Regions from separate parts of the Homo sapiens genome. Here region 2 is linked to region 1. Evidence: read pairs that join two places in POLR2A ChIA-PET (ENCODE). Cell type or tissue: IMR-90. All regions are shown on one strand. Region 1 overlaps HAUS8 (HAUS augmin like complex subunit 8). Region 2 overlaps CPAMD8 (C3 and PZP like alpha-2-macroglobulin domain containing 8).

Evidence for each region. ChIA-PET counts read pairs that join two places held together with the same protein. Peaks named below come from ENCODE experiments on the same cell type or tissue, not always from the same donor. Only the 100,000 strongest peaks of a DNase experiment are listed, where the experiment ranks them.
Region 2: POLR2A ChIA-PET joins it to region 1 with 6 read pairs; 2 of 35 experiments call an interaction of 5 or more read pairs at or near these places.

Annotation. Positions count from the first base shown.
Region 1 is chr19:17,047,543-17,051,542 of GRCh38, forward strand. It overlaps HAUS8 (HAUS augmin like complex subunit 8), which reads right to left. Exons shown (of 11, transcript NM_033417.2): 11 at 2,187-2,634. The coding sequence ends at 2,331. Among named protein-coding and RNA genes, the nearest start is that of CPAMD8, 23 kb to the left of the region's middle. RefSeq lists an enhancer at 2,277-2,571. In IMR-90, no CTCF peak of the experiment used is centred here; a DNase peak (open chromatin) is centred at 2,339.
Region 2 is chr19:16,928,883-16,932,882 of GRCh38, forward strand. It overlaps CPAMD8 (C3 and PZP like alpha-2-macroglobulin domain containing 8), which reads right to left. Exons shown (of 42, transcript NM_015692.5): 24 at 60-358. Among named protein-coding and RNA genes, the nearest start is that of F2RL3, 42 kb to the left of the region's middle. In IMR-90, no CTCF peak of the experiment used is centred here; no DNase peak of the experiment used is centred here.

The DNA.
Region 1 (4,000 bases):
TTGCAAGCCATGGGAGGACACAGGCTGTGTCCAGGACACATCCCCTGGAGGCGTGGGTGTGGAGACCATGAGCCGAATTCATTCATTATCTAAAATCAAACTCAATTCTCATGAAGTAGGGACGTCAGCCTTACAGAGTCGGGCATGTGCCGCCCATTTCCACCTGTGGGTGGAATCCACCACTCCTGTTGACTCTCAGCGGTGCCCGGCTTAGATGATAGATTCTAGGGTCTCTGCTGTTGGAGGTCAAGACTGTGATGTAATGAAGTATTTTTTTCAATGTGTGTCCTGTGGCAGTGCCCAATTCAGAAAACATAGAGCAGGATTTTAGTTCCAAATGAGTCAAGTTTTATATGTTAAGACATCGCTTGTTAATCTTGCACATAACATCTATCATATTCATATGCTGCCTAGTCTTGGGTTTTTGTTTTTTTTTAAATCTGAGTCTCACTCCGTCACCCAGGCTGGAGTGGCAGTGGTGTGATCTTGGCTCACTACAATCTCTGCTTCCTGTGATCAAGTGATTCTCCTGCCTCAGCCTCCAGAGTAGCTGGCACTACAGGCACGTGTCACCACGCCCAGCTAATTTTTCTATTTTTAGTAGACAGAGGGTTTCACCATGTTGGTCAGGCTGTTCTCAAACTCCAAACCTCAAATGATCTGCCCGCCTTGGCCTCTCAAAGTGCTGGGATTACAGGCATGAGCCACCGTGCCTGGCCCAAAGACATCCTCTTTTATCTGCTCATGTGGATTTAATGATATCCCCTTGGGGTATAATAAAAACTTCTTTGGTCTTTGTCCACAGTTCCTGGCACGTAACTCCTAAATCCCTAGAATGGACATTCATTCATAGGATGAACGAAGGTGTTAAGATGAGACAGCACTATGGGCCAGGCACGGTGGCTCGCAACACTTTAGGAGGCTGAGGTAGGCAGGTCAGTTGAGGCCAGGAGTTGGAAAGCAGCCTGGCCAATATGGTGAAACCCCATCTCTCCTAAAAATACAAAAATTAGTTGGGTGCAGTGGTGCACACCTGTAGTCCCAGCTACTTGGGAGGCTGAGGCAGGAGAATTGCTCGAACCCAGGAGGCAGCAGAGGTTGCGGTGAGCCGAGATCATGTCACTGCACTCCAGGCTGGGCGACAGAGCAAGATTCTGTCTCAAAATTAAAAAAAAAAAAACAAACAGCACTATGGAAGCGTTGGCTGAACTGAAGCAACTGCGTGGGGTCCCTCAATATTAAAGGGCTCCAGACAAGTCTGCTGTATTTGCCCCAGTTTGCAGAAATTTTAAAAGCTGAAGGCAGACACTACAACATGAAACCCAACCTGGACTCACTGGGGACAACCAGGCAGATTCGTCGCACTCCAGCCCAGAAGACAGAGCAAGCCCTGTCTAAAACCAAACAAAGACAAACCAGGCAACAAAACCCACACCTCCAGCAATACGAATTGGAAATGTGACCTGGGGATCAGTAAGTTCCCAAAGCCCACACCGCGTGGGGTGGAAGCTGGAGAGCTGGTTGGAGGAAAATGTTCTGGGCCAAAGTCCCAGTGGAGCACAGATGGGGTTTATGGCAAGAGCCTGAGCATCTCCCAGTGACAACTACCGAGACTGGAACTGAAATATGTCCCCTCCAGTCGAGGTGCGGGATGCCGGGACCCAGTGGTGGACGTCCTGGAGGGCGGGACCCAGGGTTCCCTGGTGGAGGTGTGGAAGGACGAGACCCTGCAGTCTCTCAAGCTGCCAGCGAGATGGGGACCCAGAGACCTCCCGAAGCTGCCAGCAAGGCAGGGACCCAGCAGTTTCTCAAGGCTGCCTGGGACCCAGTTGCCAGATTACGAAGGCATCTCAGGCCCTGGAGCCAGAGCCAGTCGGGTTAAAGTGGAAGCTCCCTACTTCAGCCCCAGAAGCTGGGGCCAGGGGAAGGATGATGTGGATTGTTCTTGTTTTACCCCTTCTGTTGAATGTTTACAGACACAAACTTGAGTTCCAATAAAGAATTGCATTTCCCTAAAAAAGTAAATAAAGTATGTCCACTCGAGGGACAATTCTTAACTTGCTGTCCCAAAACCACCCTTGTGACTGAAGGACATGAAATCATCTTGAAAGTGGGATACTGGGCATGTCGTGGAGGCCCGGAATTTCAGGACCAGTCATCCAGAAGAACTTGAGAAAACACAGGTCTTCCAACTGGCCCCTTCATAGAAAATGGAGGCTTCAATTGCAAAACAGGTTTACTTTTTTATCAAACAAGATTATCACATAAAAAATAGCTACAGTGCTACGGTAGTATATAAAGTGCTCAAGTATCCTGAATGTAACCATGAGTCATGACAAGTCCCTCCCTGAACGAGAGAGAGAGGGCGGGACTTCTGCCTGGCTGCTTGAAGAAAAATCTTCGCTTGGGCTGATGAACGTGGCCTGAGCGGGGGCTGACGAGGCACCCGGGTTGTCGTCCTCAGACAGGGGCGTGTTCTTGGGTGCTCCCCCAGATTCTCTGCAGGCACTGTCTTGATTGAAATACCACCGGCTGGGGGGCGCCATGCCCTGGGTCTCTTCCCAGACTTCCTGGTTTGCCAAGGCTGCCTCTTTGCTTGCCTCTGCGGAGAGTTCCAGCACCTGGGCAAAGCTCCTGTTGAGGATGGGAGAAAGAATAACGGCTTTCACCCTCTGAGGTGAAGCGCATGTGTGTGGTGAACGGAGGGCTGCCACACGGGGAGGCGGATTTTCACATGCCCTACGTGCTCAGTGGGAAAGGGCCAGCAAATAAGATCCGTCTGAAAAGACTCAATCAGGGAAACCCCCCAAGAACAGCACCAGACATGAAAGGAAAGATTCATCCAAGAAATGTTCATGGAGCTCAGTGCTGTGCTGCTGCTGTGGTGGGAGTATCTGTCCCCTCCAAAACTCCCATTAAAAATTAATCCCCTGGCCAGGTAAAGTGGGATTGAAGTGCTGTAATCCCAGAACTTTGGGAGGCCGAGGCAGACAGATGGCTTGAGGCCAGGAGTTCGAGACCAGCCTGGGCAACATGGCAAAACCACGTCTATACAAAAATTTTTTTAAAAATACTGGGCGCTGTGGCTCACACCTGTAATTCCAGCACTTTGGGAGGCTGAGGCGGGCAGATCGCCTGAGGTCAGGAGTTCAAGACCAGCTTGGCCAACATGGTGAAAGCCCATCTCTATTAAAAATACAAAAATTAGCCGGGCGTGGTGGAACGCACCTGTAATCCCAGCTACTGGGGAGGCTGAGGCAGGAGAATCGCTTGAACCCAGGAGACAGGGTCTATAGTGAGCCGAGGATCGCGCCACTGGCACTCCAACCTGGGCGACAAAGTGAGACTCCGTCTCAAAAAAAAAAAAATTAGCTGGGTGCAGTGGTGCACGCCTGTAGTCCCAGCTACTTGGGAGACTGGGGTGGGATGATCGCTTGAGCCTCGGAGGCAGAGGTTGCAGTGAACCGAGATCGCGCCACTGCACTCCAGCCTAAGCAATGAAATGAAATCCTGTCTCAATAATAATAATAATCCCCAATGTGGCAGCAGCGAGAGGTGGGGCCTTTAAGAGGTAACTGGGTTCATGAACATTCTGCCGTTCATGGATGAATGAGTTATCCTGGGAGTGGGACTGTGGCTTTATAACCCTTTGATGTCTCCTGAATTGATCCATGGCCACCCACAGGAGAAAGAAATGCCACAGTGGGTGGCTGGCTGTTTTGCATAAGTCCTTTTCCAATATTTTAAGCAACTCAGGAAAAAGATTTAGCATTGTAAAAAAGAGAAAAGATACTCTACTGGAAGAGGTGGAGAAAAGCGCGTGGTTAGAAATCTCCTGGGGGAGGTTAAAAAAAAAAGCGGGGGGAGATCTTGATGGGTTTTGGGGGTCTGGACGCACAAGGATATGTGCTCTGTGCAAGCCACTGCACAGTCCTTTAAGATCTGGGCCATTTCTATCAATCAGAAGTTCAAAAAACATCCTCCTGGGACCTTACCCTGG
Region 2 (4,000 bases), 120 kb before region 1:
AGCTAGTATTGGAGGAACATGAGGCTTCTGCACAAGCCCCAGGCAGTTCTGCTGTATACCTGGATAAGGCCACCACGCCAGCTGATCCAGAATGTTCTGAATTCATCCCAGGAGAGGATCTTGGCCGTGTGTGCACTGGCCACGGGCTCTCCCATCTTGCTGGTGGAGATCCATGACCTGGTGTTCTGATGCCCCCCCAGGACGATCTCGATCATGCCTGCTGTGTCCTGGGGCCCAGAAGACAAGGCCACACGGGCATCATTGTGAGCTCGCACAGCCACATCAAAGCGGGTGAGGCGCAGTGGCCGCTGCACATACTGGAACTCATACTTGTTGGGGGTGGAGATGTGGACTCTCTCTGGATGGAGGAAAGGAGATGGGGAGTTGAGAGGGCACCTGGAGGCATCCCACTTTCCCTGATGGTACCTGGAGGTGAGCACCAGGACCACAAGGAGTGGGTCTCACTGTGACTCGGCACACATGGTGGAATGGTGTTGGCCTAACAATGGCATTGGCAATGGCACACAAAAGATAAAATGGGACTGGGCAGAGTAGCTGACACCTGTAATCCCAGCACTTTAGGAGGCTGAGGCAGGAAGACTACTTGAGGCCAGGAGTTCAAGACCAGCCTGGGCAACATAGCAAGACTCTTATCTCTACAAAAATGTTTTTAAGTTAACAGTGGCATGCATCTGTTGCCCCAGCTACTTGGGAGGCCAAGGCAGGAGGATCGCTTGAGCCCAGGAGTTCAAGGCTGCAGTGAGCCATGATTGCACCATTGCATTCCAGCCTGGGTGACTCTCTCTCTAAAAAACAAGCAAGATTCTCTCTCTAAAAACAAAAAGATAAGATGCTCAGGGATAAATCTGACCAAAGATGAGCAAGGTGTTGAAAATTGCAAAAGGCTGAAGAGAGAAACAAAAGAAAACCCAAATCAACAAAAGCTAGACCATGTTCATGGACTATCATGAACATTAGAGTTCTTCCCCAGATGGTTCTACAGATTCAAAGCAATCCCAGTCAAAATCCCAGGAGGCTCTTTTGGAGAAATTGCTAACTGGATTCCAAAATTTATACAGACACGCAAAGGACCTAGGAGAGCTCAACTTTGGTAAAGAACCCAGCACTCTGGGAGGCTGAGGCAGGTGGACCACCTGAGATCAGGAGTTTGAGACCAACCTGACCCACATGGTGAAACTCCGTCTCTACTAAAAAGACAAAAATTAGTCGGGCGTGGGGGTAGGTGCCTGTAATCCCGGCTACTCAGGAGGCTGAGGTGGGAGAATCACTTGAACCCAGGAGGTGGAGGTTTCAGTGAGCTGAGATCGTGCCACTGCACTCCAGCATCGGCGACAAGAGTGAAACTCCATCTCAAAAAAAAAAGAAAAAAAAAAGAACACAACTGGAAAACTCACACTCTCTGACACTGAGACTTACCATAAAGTGACAGGAATCACCACAATGTGATATGAGTATCAGGAAACATAAATGCACCAATTATTATGTGGGGAGAGGGGCTACTTAGAGGCATCTGGTACTTGCCTCCTTGACGAACAAAAATAACAAGTAGATCATCACACTTTGACTAGTTCATCTAAGAACACTGGAATTCAACAGAGAAGTGACAAGAAACACCTAAAGCGAAGAAGGAAATGGAAATAATACATGGTGCTTGGCGGGAATCAGCTGGGGGCCGGGAGTAGCTCCCCAGTGTGAGGAAAGGGTGAGTGAACCCCCGTGGTCCCCATTCCCACCGTGGACTCTAGCAGCTCTAGCCATGGGAGAGCCCCTAGATCCTCGTGGGCCACAGACTAGCCTAGGGAGATACCCAGAGATTGTGCAAAGATACTGTTCCAGAGAGGGGGCTAAGGCTGGGTCTCACACACCCTTGAGCCCTAAGCAGCTACAGCAGGGCACCGTATCGAGATCCTAGCCACTGCCAGGCTGCATTCTGCCTGGGGGCCAAACAGCTCCTGCATCTTCACATCTCTGGAGCCCCACTTACATTCCCTGCTCACAGCCACCACCAAGGCTGGCTGCTGCCACCAGGAATGAAGCCCAAGCCATTGGCAATGACCTCACTGCCCCCAGCAGTGAAGCTGCTGCACACTTTCACGTGCCCCGAGGGCTAACTCCCCAACCTGCAGCAACTGCCGCTATGGGATGCTGCAGCCAGGGGCCAAAGCATGAGCAAAGCTCATGCTCCCCAGCCACTGCATATGGCTGCTGTCACTGGAAGCAACTGCACCCTCCCCAGTAGCAAGGCTGAACCCGAGCATTCCACCAGAGACCTAAGAATCACCCCACCCCTGCCTACCATAGCCAGCAACTGCACACACCACCAGGGAGCCTGAGATAGGTCGGCCCAGCCCAGCTCTGTCCCCGCAAGTGCCTGAGGGTGCCATCCAAGGGCCTTGAGACTCCCAGCCTAGTTCACCACAGCCGGCACCTGAGCGCTCCTCCTAGGCATCTGAGGTCAGGCTCACCCAACCTAATGTGTGCCACTAACACCACAGCTGGCACACACCTGCCTATGCCACCTGTGGGCAAGGAGGTTGGCCTACCCAGCCTGTCACAGCCACCACCAACACCAGAGCAGATTGCTTGGGAGCCGGAGGGTCATCTCACCACTGCTACTGCCAGTGCCCATGCCAAGCCCACTGCCCAGGGGCTCAAGAACCTATCCATGTTCCTGGTCCACCGCTGCCACTACTGGCATTCAAGCTAGCTTCCTGGAAGTCCAAGAGTTGGCCCACCTGGACCCACTAACACTGGTACCAGTGTAGAATGCCCTGGTGCTCAAGGAAGTCATGCTTTGCCCACTGCTGCCAACACTGGGACCTGAGGACAGGTCCATCTGGCTTCCCCATCCCCAGCAAAACTTCATCACAGCCTCCACTAATAACTGCACCCTAAGCCACTCAGGAAATCACAGACACCACTGATGCTGTTTATAGCTAAAGAAATCATATGGAGACTACACTACTATACACATTCAGAATCAATCTAAATGCTGTACCCAACCAACACCACAGATAGATCTTCAGGAAAAAGTCTTCCTCTATGAAAGCAAATTCAAAAGATTGGAAGAAGCGACTGTTACACCAAACACCAAACGTATAGACATCACTGTAAGAACACAAGAAACGTGAAAAAGCAAGGAAACGTGACATCACCAAAGAAACACAATAATTCTTGAGCAACAGATTCCAGTAAAAAAAAAAATGTATGTAATTTTGGAAAAATAATTCAAAATAATGACATTAGCTGAGTGTGGTGGCTCACACCTCTAATTCCAATACTTTGAGGGTCAAGGCAGGTGAGGCCAGGCATTCAAGACCAGCCTGGGCAACATGGCGAAACCCCATCTCTAACAAAAATGCAAAAAATTAGCCAGGCGTGGTGGCATGTGCTTGTAGTCCTAGCTTCTTGGGGGTCTGAGGTGGGAGGATCACCTGGGCCCAAGAGGTCAAGGCTGCAGTGAGCCATGATTGTGCCACTGCACTCCAGCCTGGGCAACAGAGTGAGATCCTGTCTCAAGAAATAGTAATGGTAATGATATAAAAGAAGCTCAGTGAGACAAAAGAGAACACGTAAGAACCATACAAAGAAGTCAGAAAAACAATTCAAAAAGGAACCAAACAAATTCTGAAACTGAAGAATTCATTAAATGAAATACAAAATAGGAAGCTTCAATAATAAACTAGATGAAGTAGAAGAAAGAATTTCAGAACTTGAAGACAGATCTTTTAAAATAACCCAATCAGACAAAAATAAAGATAAAAGAAAGAACAAAGCCAACATGACAAATGGGACACTATAAAGTAACCAAATACTCAAAATTTTGGTGTCCCAGAAAGTGAAGAAAAAACAAAAGGGGTAGAAAACCTATTTAACAAAATAATAGCTGAAAACTTCCCAAGTCTAATAAGAGATTTAGGCATCCAGATACAGGAAGCTCAGACACCTCCAAATGGGTATAATTCAAAAAGGTCTTCTC